Regions from separate parts of the Homo sapiens genome. Here region 1 is linked to region 2. Evidence: chromatin loops called from intact Hi-C (ENCODE). Cell type or tissue: endothelial cell of umbilical vein. All regions are shown on one strand. Links, peaks and the distances in the headings refer to the core of each region. The heading gives the core; the rest is flanking DNA. Region 1 has its middle 28 kb from the start of SYF2. Region 2 has its middle 72 kb from the start of MIR6731.

What was found. A loop is a pair of places that touch in the nucleus more often than their neighbours do. Peaks named below come from ENCODE experiments on the same cell type or tissue, not always from the same donor. Only the 100,000 strongest peaks of a DNase experiment are listed, where the experiment ranks them.
Region 1: a loop joins it to region 2, with 10 times the contacts of the local background. A loop is called at or near these places in 90 of 110 quality-filtered maps.

The regions. Positions count from the first base shown.
Region 1 is chr1:25,201,883-25,207,255 of GRCh38, reverse strand. No RefSeq gene overlaps it. Among named protein-coding and RNA genes, the nearest start is that of SYF2, 28 kb to the left of the region's middle. In endothelial cell of umbilical vein, for the core only: a CTCF peak has its summit at 2,216 (motif pointing right); no DNase peak of the experiment used is centred there; H3K27me3 peaks cover 240 bases.
Region 2 is chr1:24,844,927-24,850,299 of GRCh38, reverse strand. No RefSeq gene overlaps it. Among named protein-coding and RNA genes, the nearest start is that of MIR6731, 72 kb to the left of the region's middle. RefSeq lists silencers at 1,503-1,722, 1,813-2,012 and an enhancer at 2,127-2,851. In endothelial cell of umbilical vein, for the core only: a CTCF peak has its summit at 2,209 (motif pointing left); DNase peaks (open chromatin) are centred at 409 and 2,119; H3K4me3 peaks cover 818 bases; H3K27ac peaks cover 767 bases.

The DNA of each region.
Region 1 (5,373 bases), core at 124-5,123, 360 kb before region 2:
AGGGGTACAGGTATAATTCCCCTACTGGGGACTCAAGGCCAAACATCCTGCCTTTCCCGAGACCAGTCAACAGGATTTGGGATTGCCATGAACAGCTTAGTCCAAGCACAACTTATGAAGTTATATGGTGTAGTGGTTAAGAGCATGGGCTGTAGAGTTGAACTTCCAGGATCAAATCCCAGCTTCTCCTCCTGCTAGCTATTTGTCCTCGAGCAATTTGTTTATGTCTCTGAGCCTCGGGTTCCTCATCTGTAAAATGAGGGTAGTTACGGTACTACCTCTTAGGGTTGTTGCGATGATTATATTAATATGTGCTTCTAGGCCCAGCGCGGTGGCTCATGCCTGTAATCCCAGCATTTTGGGAGGCCAAGGTGGGTGGATCACCTGAGGTCAGGGGTTTGAGACCAGCCTGACCAACGTGGTGAAACCCCGTGTCTACTAAAAATACAAAAATTAGTGGGCGTGATGGCGGGCGCCTGCAATCCCAGCTACTTGAGAGGCTGAAGCAAGAGAATCGCTTGAACCCAGGGGGCAGAGGTTGCAGTGAGCCGAGACTGTACCACTGCACTCCAGCCTGGGCCACAGAGCGAGACTCCGTCTCAAAAAAAAAAAAAAAAAATGTGCTTCTAAAATTGCCTTGCACATAGTAAGGTGCCATAAGTGTTAGCTCTGATCCTCTGGGGTAGCTAAGGTCTTGGTACTTCTGCTGTCCTCGATAGCTATAACATCCTAACCAGCAAGGAAGCAGGGAGGAATGGCAGCTGGACAAGCAGGACCTGTGTCTGCCTCAGTGTGTCCTGCCAGGGAGGGCCCCCATCTTGCTCTGTGTGTCTTTCTCATTGCTCACAAACAGCTCTGCAGCGAATGTACCACAATTGCTTTTTCATTAGTAGCCGCAGCATTCACATCCGGTAGCTCTTGACCACTGAGGTTTGCAGTTAATGGTGGCCTCGCACACTGAAACATGAAGCTGAACAGTTTACTCCAGCCTTGTTAGGTTGGAATCAGCCACTTGAATAAAGAACACCACTTCATTACCTGCTCTTGGGTCAAGCTGAAAGGAGAAAGAGCATCTCACCAGATGTCCCATGTGCCGGGGCTTCAGTGTTCTCAGGGATTCCAAGTGTGTTCATTCCAGAGAATTCTCAATCAAAGCGCGACCCCAGGCAGACACATTTTCACACCAGCATCCCCACAGCATGTGTGGAAGAAAGGGGGGTTGGATTTGTGTAGATCTAAGTCAAACTAATTAGCTGTCAGCTGCATCACATCTGGAGATCAAATATAAATTTTTGGCCTCAAAAACCATTCCGGTCCCTGTCATTTCCGTTCTCCTGGTACCAGGCCATCTTTTGTAGCATGGCTCTAATATGTTTCTCTATGCTGCCAAAACCCTGCAGCTTGCTAAGCATGGACTCCCAAGTCATCTGCCATTGGTGACTGTAACACCCTTTTACTTTGTGAGAGGTAGAGTTAGAGACCCAGGTCTTTTGCTGGGACAGATAGGTAGGAGTGGGTAATTTCACTTCCGGCATGTCGGAATGCAGTTTTCATGGGGAAAACAGAAGTGCTTTTGTGGAAATTTTGAATGCACGGTGGAAACCAGTGACAAATTTGGGTTAATGTAAATATGATGTGAGAAATGAAAACCAGAGGTGAGCAGGAGCTCTCAGCTTTAACAAGAGGCTTTCATTGTTTTCTACCATGTGTAGCAAATATTTAACAGTTGCCTATTAATGGGGTCCTTCACCACTGATACAGTTCTGTGTGTCCAAAGATCACAGACTCTGGGGTCTGACACGAGCTGATTTTGACCCATCTCCTGCTGAATTTCATCAGCTGCCTCAGCTTGGATCGGGTGTAGATTTTGCTTCTCAGGAGAGGTCTGTGCGTCTGGCAATGGGAGAGTGGCCAGAGAACAGAGCCAGCAGCAGTTTTATTCTATTTAGATTATTTAAAGTGTTTTTCCCCTGGTGGAAAATAATATGTTTCTGGTTTAACTTGATTTTAAATCACTGCCATGTTATTGTAAATAATGTGACACCTCATTTCTTGAGAGAAGCTTGGAATGTGGTTATGGAATCCCAAGTATATGAATGACAAATTGGCTTTGTGAATTTGATTCTTCTCCATGGCAAAAGATAACGCAATTTTTTGTATATTCTAAAATCAAAGCAATATTTGGTATGGGGTACTTCTAGGAACTTCCCACTAGGGGGCAGTGTACTTTCAGGTTTTTTTTTAACATGCAGCCAGTGGTTCCCATAGTGTCGTCCCTGGAACAGCAGCACCCAGGAATTTGTTAAAAATGTGAATTCTCTGGCCTCCACCCAGACCTACTGAATCAGAAGCTCTGGCAGTGGGGCCCAGCAATCTGCTTTTTATTTTTATTTTTATTTTTTTGAGACAAGGTCTCACTCTGCCGCCCAGGCAGGAGTGCAGTGGCGCGATCTCGGCTCACTTTCAACATCTGCCTCCCTGGTTCGAGTGATTCTCCTGCCTCAGCCTCCCGAGTAGCTGGGATTACAGGTGTGCACCACCACGCCCGGTTAATTTTTTATTTTTTATTTATTATTTTTTTTTTTTTTACGGAGTCTTGCTCTGTCGCCCAGGCTGGAGTGCAGTGGCACGATCTTGGCTCACTGCAACCTCCACCTCCCAGGTTCAAGTGATTCTCCTGTCTCAGCCAGGTTCACGCCACCACACCCAGATAATTTTTGTATTTTTAGTAGAGACGGGGTTTCACCATGTTGGTCAGGATGGTTTCGATCTTTTGACCTCGTGATCTGCCTGCCTCGGCCTCCCAAAGTGCTGGGATTACAGGCGTGAGCCACCAAGCCCGGCCTGTAAATAACATTTTATTGGAATACAGCCTCACTTATTTGCATATTGTCTGTGGCTACTTTCAGCTTACAGTGGCAGAGTTGACAGATGGCCTAAAATATTTACTATCTGGCTCTTTACAGAAAAAGGGTTAGATAGATGCAGAGGTTATTTAGCAAGGCCTTGAGGAATTGGGTCATTAGCTCCAGGAGAGTTGAGGGACCCAAGGTGGGAGACCTTGAGTACTGAAGTGGCCAAGAATGTTTTTGGGGGGTGGGGAGAGAGTAGGAGCAGCATGGAGGAGATAAGAGGCTTGGGTGAGGCGTGGAGAGGGGACATCGAGAGGCTTTCAATTGCTATGCTAATGCCCTCAAATACAAATACCAACCAGAAAACCTACCAATTAGGATCACCTTGACTCATCTGTAAATAACAACTATTTATCCATCTGTAATCAATGAAGATGATTCCTGTTGGGATTTTAATTTACATCTGTTTTAAATTTTCATGCACTTTCTTTCAAAGGACTTGTGAATGTGCATATTAAAGTGCAGAGAAAAAGAAGACATTTGCCAATAAAACAGAATGGACCACATTACACAAAACTCTTTGCATTTATTTCCATCTTTAGTACCAGCTACTGCACTGGAATTTCTTTCTTTTTTTTTTCTTTTTCTTTCTTTCCTTTCTTTTTTTTTTTTTTAAGACAGAGTCTCACTCTGTTGCCCAGGCTGGAGTGCAGTGATGTGATCTCGGCTCACTGCAACCTCTGCCTCCTGGCTTCAAGTGATTCTCCTGCCTCAGTCTCCTCAGTAGCTAGGACTACAGGCATGCATCACCATTTCTGTATTTTTAGTAGAGACAGGGTTTTGCCTTGTTAGTAAGGCTGGTCTCGAACTTCTGACATCAGATGATCTGCGTGCCTTAGCCTCCCAAAGTGCTGGGATTACAGGTGTGAGCTACTGCGCCCGGTCTGGAATTTCTTAAGCAATATTTTCCAGGTGTTTTGAGCCTATTTTGTGCTGGGTAATTTTCATATATTGCATTTATTGAATTTCCACAATACTCTGACAAATACACATCAATTCTTCTATCTTTCAGAAGAAGGCAACAGCTCAGAGAAGTCACGTAATTCTCAGCTGGGCGCGGTGGCTCACACCTGTAATCCCAGCACTTTGGGAGGCTGAGGCAGGTGGATTGCCTGAGGTCGGGAGTTCAAGACCAGCTTGACCAACATGGAGGAAACCCATCTCTATTAAGAATACAAAATTAGCTGGGTGTGGTGGCTCATGTCTGTAATCCCAGCTACTTGGGAGGCTGAGGCAGGAGAATCACTTGAACCTGGGAGGCGGAGGTTGCAGTGAGCCGAGATCATGCCATTACACTCCAGCCTGGGCAGTAAGAGCAAAATTCTGTCAAAAAAAAAAAAAAAGTCAGGTAACTCTCTAAGGCAGGCCAGCTGGACCCTGAATTTGAACCCCATGAACCAATCTTGGCATTAGTCAGAGCTGAGTCCACGGCTCCGAGCTTCCTCCGTCTTGAATGTCTTCCTAATTGTGCTGTGCTTGGTGTTCTTTTTATAGGCTGGTAGCTAGGCCTTGCAGTCTTACTTACATTATTATATTATTATCCTTCCTAGCAGAACCCTAATTAATTAATCATATAGAAATGGTTCCTTATTTAGTCCGTTAAGTTAAATTGAGGCCTTTAGTGAGAGGAGCCAGAAGCCTTGGCCCAAGTGTAGCAGGTCCCAGTCCGCGGGACTAAACATCTGAGAGACACGGGACAGAGTGACCAAGGGCGGGAGGCTGCTCTTCAGAACAGATGTACCTGCAGCTTGCCATCGTCGGGCCATGGGAAGGAAACGAGGCAAAAAACAAATGCATGGTCAGGACAATTTGTTAGATCCAGGGCTAGTTTTTAACTCTCAGTGTTGGCCTGTAAACACATTACCCTGCCTAGGAGTGGGCTCATGATCCCACCCAGAGACTGACTTTGACTGCTGGAAAAAGGTCCCTTTTGTAAGCAGAGTCACACTAGGGCATCTGGAAATAAATGTGCTGGGGCATGTTGGTGTTTTATTCCCCAGCGTTCTATGTTTGTTGTCTTGGGAAGTGTTGACAGGTGCACAAGGCAGAAGTAATAACAAAAGTGTTTGTGGGTGCTCTTGAGAAAAGGTGTGCTAGGCTGTTTTTTTTTTTTTTTTTTTTGAGACAGACTCTTGATCTGTCGCTCGGGCTGGAGTGTCGTGGTGCGATCTTAGCTCACTGCAACCTCTGCCTCCCAGGTTCAAGTGATTCTCCTGCCTCAGCCTCCTGAGTAACTGAGATTACAGGTGCCCGCCACCATGCCCAGCTAATTTTTTTTTTTTGTATTTTTAGTAGAGACGGGGTTTTGCCATGTTACCCAAGCTGGTCTCGAACTCCTGTGGCTCAGGCAATCTGTCTGCCTTGGCCCTCCAAAGTGCCAGGATTACAGGTGTGATCCACCGCATCCGGCCAGCTGTTTTTGCATTGCTGTAAATGAATACCTGAGGCTGGGTCATTTATA
Region 2 (5,373 bases), core at 287-5,286:
AAATAGTAAGGGGCAAACTCATGATGCTGGCATAAACCATAGAATTCTTGGAGGATCTGTAAAGATTAGCAGCAATTCCGCAGTAAATTATTTAAGAGATGAGATTAAATCTTTTTTCTTTCTTTCTTTTTTTTTTTGGAGACAGAGTCTCACTCTGTGGTCCAGGCTGAAGCACAGTGAACCTAGTTCACTCCAGCCTTGACCTCTTGAGCTCAAGCGATCCTCCCACTTCAGCCTCCCAAGCAGCTGAGACTACAGTCATGAGCCTCCGTGTCCAGCCTTTAAATCATTTTTTAAAAGCATGTCTACGAAGGAAGGGAATGGAGAGGGCCCTGGGCTTTTCTTCTCTTGCCCCTTCCTTGATTGGAAAACCTCCATTCAGCCACGTGAGAATGAGTCTGCTGGCTTACAGTGACCTCTGCAGACGGCAGGGAGTTGCGTGAACATCTCTGAGCCAAGGAAGGGGAGAGGCCCCTTTTGCCCTCCCTGACCCCTCAAAGTCCCCCCTGCCAAGCAGGACCCTTTTACCCAGAAATGTGGTGCCAATGCACTTGGTGCGTGGTATTGGAACCATTTGGTTCTGCTTGCATTGCGCTCATTAGGCTCCTAAACTTCCTGCTGGAAAAGGCCACTTGGGGTGGCACGTGCCTGTAGTGCCAGCTACTCAGGAGGCTGAGGCAGGAGGATTGCTTGACACTGTTTCTTAAAAAATTAAAGAGAGAGAGAGAGAAGGAGGAGGAGGAGGAGGAGGAGGAGGAGGAGAAGAGGAGGAGGCGGAGAGGAGGAATACACTTGGGTAGCTGGGGAGCTCTGGACAGTTCCACAGCTGGGCTAAGAAATCAGCTTCCCTGAAGGTCACAGTGAGCCAAGATTGCACCACTGCAGTCCAGTCTGGGCAATGGGAGTGAAAGCCTATGAAAAGAAAATAAAAAATAAAAGAGAAAGAGAGAGAGAAAGGAGGGAAGGAGGGAGGGAGGGGGGAGGGGAAAAGAGGGGGGAAGAGGGGAGAAGAGAAGAGAGAAGAGGAGAAGAGGAAAAAAAATCAGCCTCCTCGAGTCTCCTTAAACCCTGCACAGGGGAGGTGACAGCAACCAACCCAGTGCGATGTTAAGCTCTGGAGCCAGATGACCTCTATCAGTTCCTGGTGTGATCTTGGGCAAATTATTTAACCTCTCTAGGTTTAAGTTTCTTTATATAAAACAATGGGGACAAGAATAGTCCCTCCTCTAATAGACTTGAGAATATGAAGAGACTTGAAACATTTTAAAAACTTTAGCACAATAACTGGTACATCGAGTTTAATGACAATTATTATCTGACTGAGGAAATTAGAGAAAGGAAGCACAGGAAGAAACTGAGGTTTATCTATTTCTTATAAGAAATTGGATCAGAAATGTGTCACTGGCTTCCCCAAAGGATGTCCCGAGGCCGTCCCTCCCCGTGGATGGGTGCCGCTTCTTCTGGCGGGGAAGTGAGGCCCGTCCGAGTCAGCAGAGCGGGGACCGCCCCGCCTGGAACCGTGGCCCCTTTTCCTAGTGCCCAGGTGGCCCCTCCCGCGGTCGGCGCTCCGGCCTGTGCCGGGCGTCCAGGAGGGCTCGCTCGGGCTCCCGTGCGCGCTCTCAGAAGCAGGGAACTGGCGCCTGGCGCGGCGGCGGGGACGCTCTCGAGTCCCCAGGCAGTGATCGGGGGCCCCCGGGGGAAGGACGCCGCTCGGGGCCAACCGCAGCGGAGCCCTCGCCCTGCCGCGACCCAACCGCCGCCCAGCCCTGTGGTTCGCGGGCGAAGCGCTTCCTCTAGCTGCCGGTGGCCGGCCGAGAACCAGGGACATGCAGAAGTGCCAGCGTCGAGGCCCACGTGCGACCTGACCTCGCGTGGACATTGGCTGGCTCCGTCACACCCAGACCGCTGGCACTTCCCACCCCACCCCACCTAGGGTGTGAGCGGGTCCCTGCCCTGCCCCGCCGGGGGAGGCGCGGAGGTGTCGGTTCGCAGCGGCGCCGGGGAGCGTCCGTTCGACACAGGAAGGAGGGAAGGAGGCCGGAGGCGCCTTCGCAGCGCGCAGCAGCCCTGACAGATCTGATAAAGAGGAAGGAAGCCGACAACGCTGCTGATCGGGTCTGGCAGCTCCCCAAACTGACGAGGTCCTGCAGCTGTCCCAGCCCTGCTTGCAGAAGTGGCGCCGAAAGGAGGGGAACCGCGGCCCCTGCTGGCCACTTCGGAACCGCACCCGAGTGGTGACAGGAAAGCGAGCAGGGGCTTTAGGGACAAGGCCGGCTGATGCCTCTCGCAGCAGGAGGTGGGGGATGCAGGGCCCCTCTGGGCCCGAGACCTCTACCTCCTGCTTGGTGCGAGAGACCTGCCCCTCAGGACAAACCAACCAAACGTGCTCTTGGCCGGGCGCGGTGGCTCACGCCTGAAATCCCAACAGTTTCGGAGGCTACGACAGGAGGATTGCTTGAGGCCAGGGGCTTGACACCAGCCTGGGCAACAGAGCTAGAATCCTGTCTCTATTTTTATTTATTTATTTTTTTAAAGAATCTATATGTTCCAGCTGGACCTCTGCTTACCTGGCAACCAACTACCTTAGTTGTCAGGGGCCAGGGAGCCAAGTCCACTCTTTTAAGGAGGAAAACAGACACACTTTTAAAGATTGCTGAGCACTATCTGCATATTGCTATATTGCCTAGCTTTGACTGTCATTTACTAGCTGTGGGATTTTGAGCAAGTTTCTTTTCTTATTTAGAGACAGGATCTTGCTCTGTTGCCCAGGCTGGAGTGCAATGGCACAATCATAGTTCACTGCAACCTCGAACTCCTGGGCTCAAGCGATCCTCCTGCCCCAGCCACCCATGTAGCTAGGACCAGAGGCTCTCACAACCTTAATTTTTTTTTTTTTGTAGAGACAGGGTCCTGCTATGTTTCCCAGGCTCTTGAGCAAGTTTCTTAACCTCCACATGCCTCAGTTTCCTCACCCATAAAATGGGAATAATAGTCTCTATCTCATAGGATTGTTAAAGAGACTAAGTTAATATACGTAAAGTGTTTAGAACAGTTCCTGGTGTATAATAAATATGTGTGTTAAATTTAAAACTTTAGATTTTCAGGCAGGATGTGGTGGCTCACGCCTGTAATCCCAGCACTGTGGGAGGCCAAGGCAGGTGGATCACTTGAGGTCAGGAGTTCGAGACCAACCTGGCCAACAGGTTACAATTTTTGTATTTGTAAAAATACAAAAATTAGCCGGGCATGGTGGAGGGCGCCTGTAATCCCAGCAACTAAGGAGGCTGAGGCAGGAAAATCACTTGGACCTGGGAGGCAGAGGCTGCAGTGAGCCAAGATCATGCCACTGCACTCCAGCTTGGGCAGTAGAGTGAGACTCTGTCAAAAAAAAAAAAAAATTCATCATGGGTTGTAGGCTACTGTAAGTAGTTCCTTATTCTGGGGATTTTCTTGGTATCTTTCAACTATTGACTTCTAGTTTAATTCCACTGTGGTCAGAAAACGTATTTTGTATTTCATTCCTTTGAAATTTGTTGAGGCTTGTTTTATGGCTCGGCATAGGGTCTGTTTCACTAAAAGTTCCACATATACCTGAAAAGAATGTACATTCTGCAGTTGTTGGATATAGCATGCCATATGCATCCATTAGGTCAAGTGGTTGTGTTATTCTCTCTTCTGCTATTCCTATGTGTGTACGTATGTGCACACGCACGTGTTTTCCTCCTTGTTCTATCAGTTACTGAGAGCTATGTTAAGAATCTCCAATTATGAGGATGAATTTGACCTCATAATTGCAGACATTTCTCTTTGAGTCAATTTTTATTTAAAGGTGTTATTAGATACACAGAAATGCAGGACTGTTAACATTTTCATAGTGAATGTTCATGATTATCAATGTCCTATATTGTAAAACATCCTTTTTCATCTCCAGTAACACTTCTTGCCTCAAAACCTACTTTGTATGATAGGCACATCTTCTTTCTTTTTATTTACTGTGTCAATGAATTAACTATTCCATTCTTTAATTTCACCCTTCTGGGCCCATATATTTGTCTCTTGTAAATAGCATATATTGGGTTTTGATTTTTTATCCAGTTTGACACTTAACATTGTTCAGCCCATTTACATTTCATAAATTTACTAACAGTGTTGGATTTACAGTTAACCTTTTGCTATTTTTCCAATTTGTCCTATGTTTTGTTCATTTGATCCCCTTGTCCTTTCTTTTGAATTGAATTTTTTTCAACTTCCATTTCCTCCTTAAGTCTTAGATTTTTAAGTTATTTATTCTTGTAGTTCTTTTAGTAGTTACCCTAGAAATTGTGATATTTATCCATGATTTATTATCATTTTCTTAAATTGGTACTTTCATCACTTCCCAAATAACCTAAGAATCTTGCAAGTACTTAACTCCACTTACCTTCCTTCTATCACTATTGTTATATATTTTTTGTATTTTTAGTAGAGTCAGGGTTTCATCATGTTTACCAGGCTGCTCTCAAACTCCTGACCTCAGGTGATTCCACCTGCCTTGGCCTCCCAAAGTGCTGGGATTTGAGCCACCGCACCTGGCCTATTTTGGTGTTTTAATAGTTTTTTATGGTTGTTGCAGCAGTAGTATTGTGTTGCTGTGACCTATATCCTACCCATCGATTACTGTAAGTTTTTATTAAGTCTTGGTATCTTGTCAAACAAGTTCTCTTTCCCCATCTTCAAATATATGTTGGCTATTTGGGGGCATAACTCTTCCACATGAATTTTTGAATCCATTTATCTAGTTTCCAAAAACACCTGTTAGGATCTTGTTGGCAAATATATTTATAAGTAGTCAGAATTTAAATTTTCATGCTTTTGAGCTCTCCATCCATAAATATGGTATGCCTATCCATTGAACAAATTTCTATCAGGCCTTTCAATAATGTCTTGTACTTTTCTCCATAAAGAATTGCACTTAAAAAAAAAAAAGATACAGGGTCTTGCTCTGTCACCCAGGCTGGAGTACAGTGGCACAACCATAGTTCACTATAGCCTCAAACTCCTGGGCTCAAGAGATCCTCCTTCCCCAGCCTCCCGAGTAGCTAGGACTACAGACTCATGCTACCACACTTGGCTTTTTTTTTTGTTTGTTTTTTGTTTTTTTTTTTCCTGTAGAGACAGGGTCTTGCTGTATTGCCCAGACTGGTTTTGAACTCCTGGCCTCATGTAATCCTCCCACCTTGGCCTCCCTAAGTGCTGGGATTACAGGTATGAGCCACCATGCTTGGCTAGGAATTGCACATTGTTTGATTTGATCCTCAATCACTTAGGATCTTTATTCGTTTTTTAAAGCACTTTTTGTTTATTAGAATAGGTAATATATTTACCAATTTCTAA